Regions from separate parts of the Homo sapiens genome. Here region 2 is linked to region 1. A link is a loop called in an ENCODE intact Hi-C map of the cell type or tissue named here. Cell type or tissue: IMR-90. All regions are shown on one strand.

Evidence for each region. A loop is a pair of places that touch in the nucleus more often than their neighbours do. Peaks named below come from ENCODE experiments on the same cell type or tissue, not always from the same donor. Only the 100,000 strongest peaks of a DNase experiment are listed, where the experiment ranks them.
Region 2: it touches region 1 in a loop (14-fold over the local background); 8 of 110 quality-filtered maps call a loop at or near these places.

What each region holds. Positions count from the first base shown.
Region 1 is chr16:59,409,317-59,414,316 of GRCh38, forward strand. It overlaps LOC107984824 (a long non-coding RNA gene), which reads right to left and starts at 3,127. Exons shown (of 3, transcript XR_001752330.1): 1 at 3,054-3,127; 2 at 2,159-2,360. It overlaps LOC105371298 (a long non-coding RNA gene), which reads right to left. Exons shown (of 5, transcript XR_001752331.2): 5 at 3,285-3,369. In IMR-90, a CTCF peak has its summit at 3,125; no DNase peak of the experiment used is centred here.
Region 2 is chr16:60,201,327-60,206,326 of GRCh38, forward strand. No RefSeq gene overlaps it. Among named protein-coding and RNA genes, the nearest start is that of LINC02141, 350 kb to the left of the region's middle. In IMR-90, a CTCF peak has its summit at 2,448 (motif pointing left); no DNase peak of the experiment used is centred here.

The DNA of each region.
Region 1 (5,000 bases):
AGATGACATGATTGTATATCTAGAAAACCCCATCGTCTCAGCCCAAAATCTCCTTATGCTGATAGGCAACTTAAGCAAAGTCTCAGGATACAAAATCAATGTGCAAAAATCACAAGCATTCTTATACACCAATAACAGACAAACAGAGAGCCAAATCATGAGTGAACTCCCATTCACAATTGCATCAAAGGGAATAAAATACCTAGGAATCCAACTTACAAGGGACGTGAAGGACCTCTTCAAGGAGAACTACAAACCACTGCTTAATGAAATAAAAGAGGATACAAACAAATGGAAGAACATTCCATGCTCATGGGTAGGAAGAATCAATATCGTGAAAATGGCCTTACTGCCCAAGGTAATTTATAGATTCAATGCCATCCCCACCAAACTACCAATGACTTCCTTCACATAATTGGTAAAACTACTTTAAAGTTCATATGGAACCAAAAAAGAGCCCACATTGCCAAGTCAATCCTAAGCCAAAAGAAGAAAGCTGGAGGCATCACACTACCTGACTTCAAATTATACTACAAGGCTACAGTAACCAAAACAGCATGGTACTGGTACCAAAGTAGAGATATAGACCAATGGAACAGAACAGAGCCCTCAGAAATAATGCCACATATCTACAACCATCTGATCTTTGACAAACCTGAGAAAAACAAGCAATGGGGAAAGGATTCCCTATTTAATAAATGGTGCTGGGAAAACTGGCTAGCCATATGTGGAAAGCTGAAACTGTATCCCTTCCTTACACCTTATACAAAATTTAATTCAAGATGGATTAAAGACTTAAATATTAGACCTAAAACCATAAAAACCCTAGAAGAAAACCTAGGCAATACCATTCAGGACATAGGCATGGGCAAGGACTTCATGTCTAAAACACCAAAAGCAATGGCAACAAGAGACAAAATTGACAAATGGGATCTAATTAAACTAAAGAGCTTCTGCACAGCAAAAGAAACTACCATCAGAGTGAACAGGCAACCTACAAAATGGGAGAAAATTTCTGCAATCTACTCATCTGACAAAGGGCTAATATCCAGAATCTACAAAGAACTCAAACAAATTTACAAGAACAAAACAAACAACCCCATCAACAAGTGGACGAAGGATATGAACAGACACTTCTCAAAAGAAGACATTTATGCAGCCAACAGACACATGAAAAAATGCTCATCATCACTGGCCGTCAGAGAAATGCAAATCAAAACCACAATGAGATACCATCTCACACCAGTTAGCTTTATCTTAAATAACACAAACTATAATTTGAAAAAGATAAGGATACAAAGATGATAAGAGTCCTCTCACCTCCTTTCTGCCCTCAGCCTATCCTGCCTGCCTTCAATTGTTAAAGCTTTGCTGAGAAGCTGGAAGAAGAAGGTCAGGAAGCTCATCTAAACAGGGCTTTAAAGGGGTGCACAGGCTTTATTGTCAGACACAACTTGCATGGAAGTGAATTTGAAGCAAGTTATTATATCATGTGTATTAGTACAAAACCTCTTGATCTTTTTTTTCTGAAATTAAAGGCAGTAGGCTATTGCTGGATCTTGGATGGAGATTGATGTGGTTGAGAGGGTTGGGTTGTTGGGAGACAGGTGGACAGAGAGTGCATAGGGGTCACAGTATGGAGGGTTCTGGATACCACATGCAAAGTTAGCAGTTTTCCCTATACGTGATACTCGACCTCATTTATAGTTTTTAATAAATTTTAGAAGTGTTGCCCATTTTGGTGGCTAAGAAGTATTTCTACTGTGACAATAATGCTTTTGAAGGTTGGCTCTGAAACAGCATAAAGAAAGGCAGAAGCTACAGATTATTAGAACTGTGCAAGCTGGCCATGGTAATGTCCTAGTCCAAATTTAATTTTACTGGAAAGTCTTTCATAAATGATGAATGAACAAGGCTTCTACTACCAGTTCGTCTCCAATAAGCACTGAAACCACACACAGGAGAAGGTGAAGAACACATTTTCTGCAGAGACTGGTGATATTAAGCAAGAACCTGTCCTTTGTCTTGAGATATTTTTTTCTATCATTGTGTTGGACTGCAGAGATTTTGAATATCCTACTGTTTGTCACTCCAAAATAGGTCTTGTTGGGTGAGACTTTTTGACATCATAAGTAAAATATAGAAAATAATAAATTACCTGCTTTCATCCATAATTCTAAGCCAACATGCCTCTAGTCTTGAACTGGATTAGTTTAACTTGCCAAGCAAAAAGCATGCTGGTTGAAGCTCATTGCTCATCCAAAGCTCCCTTGAACTCGCTGTCATCTCTTAGGGATGCAGTCAGATTTGACTAAGATTTTGATCCTCTTCATAATTAATAGCAGACCATAATGTTGTTCCTATATTTACATATATTTAAAATATTTTGGTGTAATATAAATACTGTGTTCCTTATTGGTTTAGAGACAGAATATGATATTGATTTTTAAATAAATCCATAAAACTATTTTCCAACTGCAACCTTTATCAACTTTTATAACAATGGTTTAACTGTGTACCTTTCAATTATTATACTTCCAGTTGGACTTTATTAAGGCATTACTTGCTTTCCTTAATGAGACAACATGCAGTTTCCTTTTCTTTCTAATTTTTCTTTTTAAATGCATTCTTAAAAACACTATTTATTTTGCCTTAGAAACCATTTGTCCTTTATTTTTTCCAACAAAAATATTTGGGGTTTAATTAAAACTATCAAAAATGCCATTAAAAGATCATTAGTAAAAACACCTGCTGCCATTATTAGAAGCACTATTTTCCCTAGAGCCCAAAGGAAGCTTCAGCTTGCGCAAATGTGTATATCATGTACTTTATGGAATTGCACTGCTGGATTTCTGCCAGGGTTTGGAGATTTTTATCCATGCATCTCAGAAACTGCTCCACTTTATACAGCCTGAGAAAGTGCTATACCAAGTGAACAAAGTGCCTTACGATTTTGAATAAACTAATGGATCCAGGCTCCATTAGAACCTCACCTTCAATTTTAAATTGGAAGCAAGAGAAACTGGTAAAGTACAGGGAAAATCTTTACTCACCATTGCACTCCTGTCACATCAAAAGAATCCCAGATCTCTGCTGTCTGCAGCACATCTGTGATTTACCACTGGAAGGAGCTAGAGTAAAGAGATTGAAAGAGCACACCGTAACCAGGTATCAATGTGGTTAAAAATGACATAAAGGAAAATGATGAGCAAAAGAAAGACTGACCTTACCTTCTGAAAGACAGAGACTCAGGTTTGAAATTTCATGGCACTAAGATACATAAGATCATTTAAAAATGTTGAAATGTAGAACTTGTGCGTATAAGTCGTAAGACAAAAGCTTGAAAGCCTGTCATTTTCTTTTATTTTGCTTGCATCAAAGATTTGAAAGGGAAACAGTAAAAGAGATGGAGAGGAAATCAGAGGCTATTACTCTAACTCAGAGAACCTTTAAATCTTTACACAAAAGGGATCTCAGAAGAAGAGATCTGCCACAAATATTTAACTCTTTATTGGGCAAACCTTACAAACTTCTTATCTCAAATAAAGCTAAAATTTATTTGGCTTGACAGCAAAACTTTTTTCAGTTTAAGATGACTAACAATTCAGTAAGTATGAGAATACAGGTAGAATTAAAGTTGAAATTGAACTGATTTTTAAAATATTATTACCTGCTCCTTTTTTCCTGAAATATAAATTACTCTGTACTGATAGGAAATCCTGGGGTCTACATTCTTTTTTCGAGATGGAGTCTTGCTCTGTTGCCCAGACTGGAGTGCAGTGGCATGATCTCGGCTCACTGCAACTTCTGCCTCCAGGGTTCAAGCCTCCTGAGTATCAGGTAGCTGGGATTACAGACACGTGCCACCATGCCAGGCTAATTTTTGTATTTTCAGTAGAGACAGGGTTTCGCCATGTTGGCCAGGCTGGTCTTGAACTCCTGGTCTCAAGTGATCTGCCCACCTCGGCCTCCCAAAGTGCTGGGATTATAGGCATGAGCCACCGCACCCAGCCGAGACTACTTTCATAGTTAGAAATTTCTTCCCAATTTCTAAATTAACACAACTATTGATATTTCTTATAGAAAATAGGTAAATTAGTGAGTGTAAGTACAGAGGAATTACAGGCATATCTTGGAGTTTGGGTGCCAGGTCACTGCAATAAAGTGAGTCACAAACTTTTTGGTTTCCAGTGCATATAAAAGTTATGTTTGCACTATACTGTAGCCTGTAAAGTATGCAATAGCATTATGTCAATAAAAACAATGTAGGTACCATAATCAACAAATATTTTATTGCTAAAAATGCTAATGATTATCTGAGCTTCAGTGAGTCATAATCTTTTGGTAGTGGAGAGTCTTGCCTTGATATTGATGGCTGTTGACTGATCAAGGTGGTGGCTGATGGTTGTTGACTGATCAGGACAGTGGTTGCTGAGGGCTGATGTGGCTGTGGCAATTTCTTAAGACAACAATAAAGTTTGCTGCTTTAAGTTTTCCTTTCATGAAAGATTTCTCTATAGCATCCCATGCTGTTTGACAGCATTTTTACCCATGGTAGAAATTCCTTCAAAATTGGAGTCATTTCTCTCAAACCCTGCCACTACTTTCTCAACTAAGTTTATGTAATATTCTAAATCTTTCATTGTCATTTCCATGACGTTCACAGCATCTTCACCAGTAGTAGATTCCACCTCAAGAAACAACTTTTTAAATTCATCATGAGAAGCAACTCCTCAACCTTTCAAGTTTAATCATGAGATTGCAGCAGTTCAGTCACATCTTCAGGCTCCACTTTTAATTCCAGTTCTCTTGATATTTCCACCACATCTGTAATTATTTCCCCTACTGAAGTTTTGAACCCCTCAAAGCCATCCATGAGGATTGGAATCAACCTCTTCCAAATTCCCATTAATATTGATATTTTGACCTCTTCTCATGAGGTACAAGTTCTTAATGGCATCTAGAAGGGTGAATCCTTTCCAGAAGGTTTTCAATGTACT
Region 2 (5,000 bases), 790 kb after region 1:
AACTGCCTTGGGCACATGTCATCAGGACCTCCTGAGGCAGTGTCACAGGTGCACGTCCTTAACTCTGACAAATAAACCTCCTAAAATAATTGAGACTTGTCTCATCATTTGTCTCAATTGACACTTCCTACTGTAACAGTTTTGGTCACTGATTAAGACTGAGTTTGCAGATGTACATGCCTGTAAATGTAACTCTTAGCTGCCTTGATAAGAAGGATGGTGTAAAAAGATTGCCAGACGGTCCTGAGCAAAGGAGTCAGTAATTGTGTGTGTGGCAGCGGGTCGGGGTGGGGAATCTGATGTGCTGATTCTACAGCATGGTTATGAATCTTAAAAAACCAGGTTTCGTCTTGCCGGGCATGGTGGCTCATGCCCGTAATCCCAGCACTTTGGGAGGCTGAGGCGGGTGGATCACCTGAGGTAGGAAGTTCGCGACCAGCCTGACCAATATGGAGAAACCCTATCTCTACTAAAAATACAAAATTAGCCGGGCATGGTGGTGCATGCCTGTAATCCCAGCTACTCGGGAGGCTGAAGAAGGAGAATCGCTTGATCCCGGCAGGCAGAGATGGCGGTGAGCCAAGATCGCGCCACTGCACTCCAGCCTGGGCAACAATGGTGAAACTCCGTCTCAAAAAAAAAAAAAAAAAAAAGACAAAGAAAAAGCAGGTTTCATAACTATATCACTGTAACTTCCACAACTAGATGGGAAGCCAAAATCTGCATATTTACTTTCCTTTTTCTTTTTTTTCCCCAAGGGAATCTATCTTAATATCTAGGATAGTTAATTTTCTTCCTTTACAAAATAACACACAAATAACCTGCTCCATTTCAAATCTGGAATACTGTGAGAGTTTTTAAAAATCATTTTTAGTTTTTACTATCAAGCTTTTGATGTTAAAATATGTATGATTATAAAGCCTCAAGTAAGAATTAACTTTAAAGCCATAAGTAATTAATTCATTCAAGTTACCAGCCTTGAGTAGCACCCAAAATTGTAGCATTTCTTTCCTAATAAACCATATTTACAGTAAACTCTGAGTTCCTTTGGCAGAAACAAATGTGTGGCTGGAGATAATCTGTTCTAGCTAGTAATGATTAAAAATCTAAATACATAACTGTCTTTTAAACAGTCTTTATCCAAACTGCAGTTTGTGCCTCAAATTCAGAGATCCATGGTATAATATCATAATCTATTCCCCTAGATCAATATCTTGTAAATCACGAACCTGATTCTGAGTATAATATATTCAATTGAGTAGTGAGCATGGCATGGCATACCTATGAAACCTGGGGATAATGATTAGTTATCAGAAACTACACACTAATCTATTATATCTGACCAGAAGTTTGACTGAATGTATATTAAAATTGTCAGTGGCGTGTGAACCAGAGCAACTCCATCTTAAATAGGAGCTGGGTAAAATGAGGCTGAAGCCTACTGGGCTGCATTCCCAGACAGTTAAGGCATTCTAAGTCACAGGATGAGATAGGAGGTCAGCACAAAATACAGGTCACAAAGACCTTGCTGATAAAACAGCTTGCAGCAAAGGAGCCAGCCAAAACCCACTCAAACCAAAATGGCAATGACAGTGACCTCTGGTCGTCCTCACTGCTACACTCCCATCAGCGCCATGGCAATTTCCAAATGCCATGGCAACCTTAGGAAGTTACCCTATGTGGTCTAAAAAAGGGAGGCATGAATAATCCACCCCTTGTTTAGCATATAATCAAGAAATAACCATAAAAATGGGCAACCAGCAGCCCTCGGGGCTGCTCTGTCTATGGAATAGCCATTCTTTTATTCCTTTACTTTCTTAATAAACTTGCTTTCCCTTCGCACTGCGGGCTTCCATGAATTCTTTCTTGCATGAGACTCAAGAACCCTCTCTTGGAGTCTGGATCGGGACCCCTTTCCTATAACAATATGACTTCAGCAGAGTTTGGCTCAAAGTTGTTTTGAGATTTATGAAATGAATGCTATAAGGACAATAATGAGTTTAAATAAATCAATACTAAACTCGTGTCATTTACTTTATTAATACTGGTCCTCCAGAAACATAAACTCTGCCATTTTAGGTATTCATGTTTGTGTTCTTCGTTGAATTTGCTTGTTGTCATTTGTTTGTTCTAATGGATACTATTTACTATAGGGAGGAGGAAAAAAACAAATTACCTCCCTATGCGAAGCTGTCAGAATGGTGAGAAATTCATTCTAGCTTGTTGAGTTTTGAACAGAAATTAAACTACTGTTTTTCACCTTTGAAGTTAGTGCACTAAAGGAGGGTTGTGATGTTAGTAATGATTGTATGTGAGCTTTCTAGCTGTCCGTTTTGGGGATTATTATAAATTTTCACAGTGGATTGATTATAAGAAAGTTGGGGATTTGAGGGGTTTGTTTTTTGTTTTTGGCAGTAGTACACCAGAGAGCCACCTGCTGGCTTCCATGAAGAAACACATCTTTGATATCTGTGATTGGAAGAAAAAAGAAAAGGGAGGGAAAAAATAAAAAACAAAAAACAGTAACACCAATAAGCAAATCGTTTGAAGAGAATTGACTATTTGGAGGAAGGATATGTGACTCCAACATCTACATTTATTGCTGACATTTGTATTTTACATGGTTTTTCATATCCCTGTTAAAGGAATTGTTTTTAAAAAGTGATTTAGAGGGCCTTTTTTCTCTCGGAAGTCCCCTCTCTCTCACTAGAGAGAGAGCTGTTTTCCTTTCTCCTTTCTCTTTCTTTTGCCTATTAAACCTCTGCTCCTAAAAACATAAAAAATAAATAAAAATAAGTAATTTAGATTCATTAAATGTAGCAACAAACACCATCATGGTGTTGAAAAGTGTTTTCATTTTCATTATCTTATGGAAGTGAGTGTTATTCATATTTTATAGTTGGGGAAGGGCAGCTAGAAACTGAGGCCAACTGCTTTTCAGTTGAACAAGGACCTATGCCATGCATACAGCAGAGCCAGGACTTCTGATTCAACAGCAGCTGTCCTTTTCATCTTATTCAGAAATCTCATGCATCATTCTTCTTTGTATTACAATTTCTAAACTGCCTTTCACCATGTATTCACACTGCATGGTTACTAACATCATCGTTGTGAGTCATTATGATGATAAATTAAGATTGCCTTGTTAAATCCAGAAGCATGAACTGAAAGGGGGGATTGGTTTAGATATTATTTGAAGAGTAAGGGTGCCCTTTTATTCTATTTTAAATGCTAAATACCACTAGATTTAATTTCTAGTTGGAATAGCCTTACTAATTTTTAACCAAGTAAGATTTTTGTTATTATTCAAATGTAGGCGATTTGGTTTAATCCCATTCTTAGTCCCATGGGAGTTGAGGTTTTGTTGTCTTCTGTTGTCATTAGGCCAGTCAAAATACTAAATATTTCACTTGCATAATCTTTTTTTTTTTCTTTTTTTGAGATGGGAGTTTTGCTCTTGTCAGCCAGGCTGGAGTGCAATAGCCCAGTCTCGGCTCACTGCAACCTCTGCCTCCTGGTTCAAGCAATTCTCCTGCCTCAGCCTCTCAGCCTCCTGAGTAGCTGGAATTACAGGTGTGCACCACCACGCTTGGCTAATTTTTTTGTATTATTAGTAGAGACTGAGTTTCACCATGTTGGCCAGGCTGGTCTTGAACTCTTGACCTCAGGTGATCTGCCCGCCTCGGCCTCCCAAAGTGCTGGGATTGCAGGCATGAGCCACAGCGCACAGCTCACTTGCATAATCTTTTTACCTGCTATCAATTATTGGTAACTTTACATTTAATTGCCTAGTCAGCCTGCTCTCTTTTCTACTACTTGCATTGTTTTCTATTTCAAATGAAAACTACAGGAACTCTGCAGTCTAGGAATTTAAACTTGTAAATACAAGAAACAGTGATATGGCTTGCTTGGTCTTCCCAGCTCTCATTCACTAGTTGGATGTCATTGGAAAAGTTACTTAACCACCCTGAAGCATACCCTCTTCATCAGCAAGCATTAGGTTAATGATATCCACCATGAAATTAACAGAGAAGGTATTTAGGAATTTTCCATTCCATATAGGCTTTAAAGTGATTTTGTATATAAAAATGTTTTGTTTAAAAATATTTTATTTCACTCAACATTCATTAAGTACCTATTTTCCCATTCTATATTTTGAAACAATGCCCTTTTATTTATTTCAGCATTTGTAGGAAATATGATCAAGTCACGGATTTGAGAACTGGAGTACTGTAAAGATTGGGCTGTTCCAATTTATGTGACAGTCCATAATTTGATGAGTTCCCTAACCAATGTGATTCTGTTGTTTTGTCATGTTCAGGGACGGAAACTTAGTTATACTGGGAATCTGAATCATGACTTCTGAAGAACTACTATTTATAGAATACCTATTATATATGAGAAACTGTCATATTTAATGTCACTCTCATAATTGGAATATTCTTTTCCCTTTAAATAATTTTTCATTATATTTAGAATAAAACCCAAATTCCTATCTCTGGCTCCTTAGGCCGTTAATGATTGTGCCGCCATTCAGCTCTCCAAACTCCAAACGTATTGCTTTTTCCTGGTGCCATTGGCCTTTTCTCCTTTTCTCTCCTTGGTGAAGTCCCCACTAACTCAGGACCTTATTCACGTTTTCCTCTGTTTTGTATGCCTCCTCCAGCTCTTTGTTTGCTTAACTGTGTTCCCCCAAGTTACTTCCCCAGGAAGATTCTGCCATTCTAAGTATTCCAATCTTGCCCTTTACCCTTTGATATAATCTTTTATTGCATCTCTTACTTCACAAAAGTTATCATAATTTGAAATTGGGCATCTGGCTGTTTATATCAGCACTCCTTGGCTTCTTCCCAAATTCCAAAAGGCAGAGATGTTGACTGTTTCTTTATGAACAGGCAGCCCATCCAAGCACACTTTGTTAATAAACATATAGCCCTTCCTAGCAGTGTGCTTGGTCCGTAAAAGTCAATCAATGTATATGTGCACATTATGAGAATTAA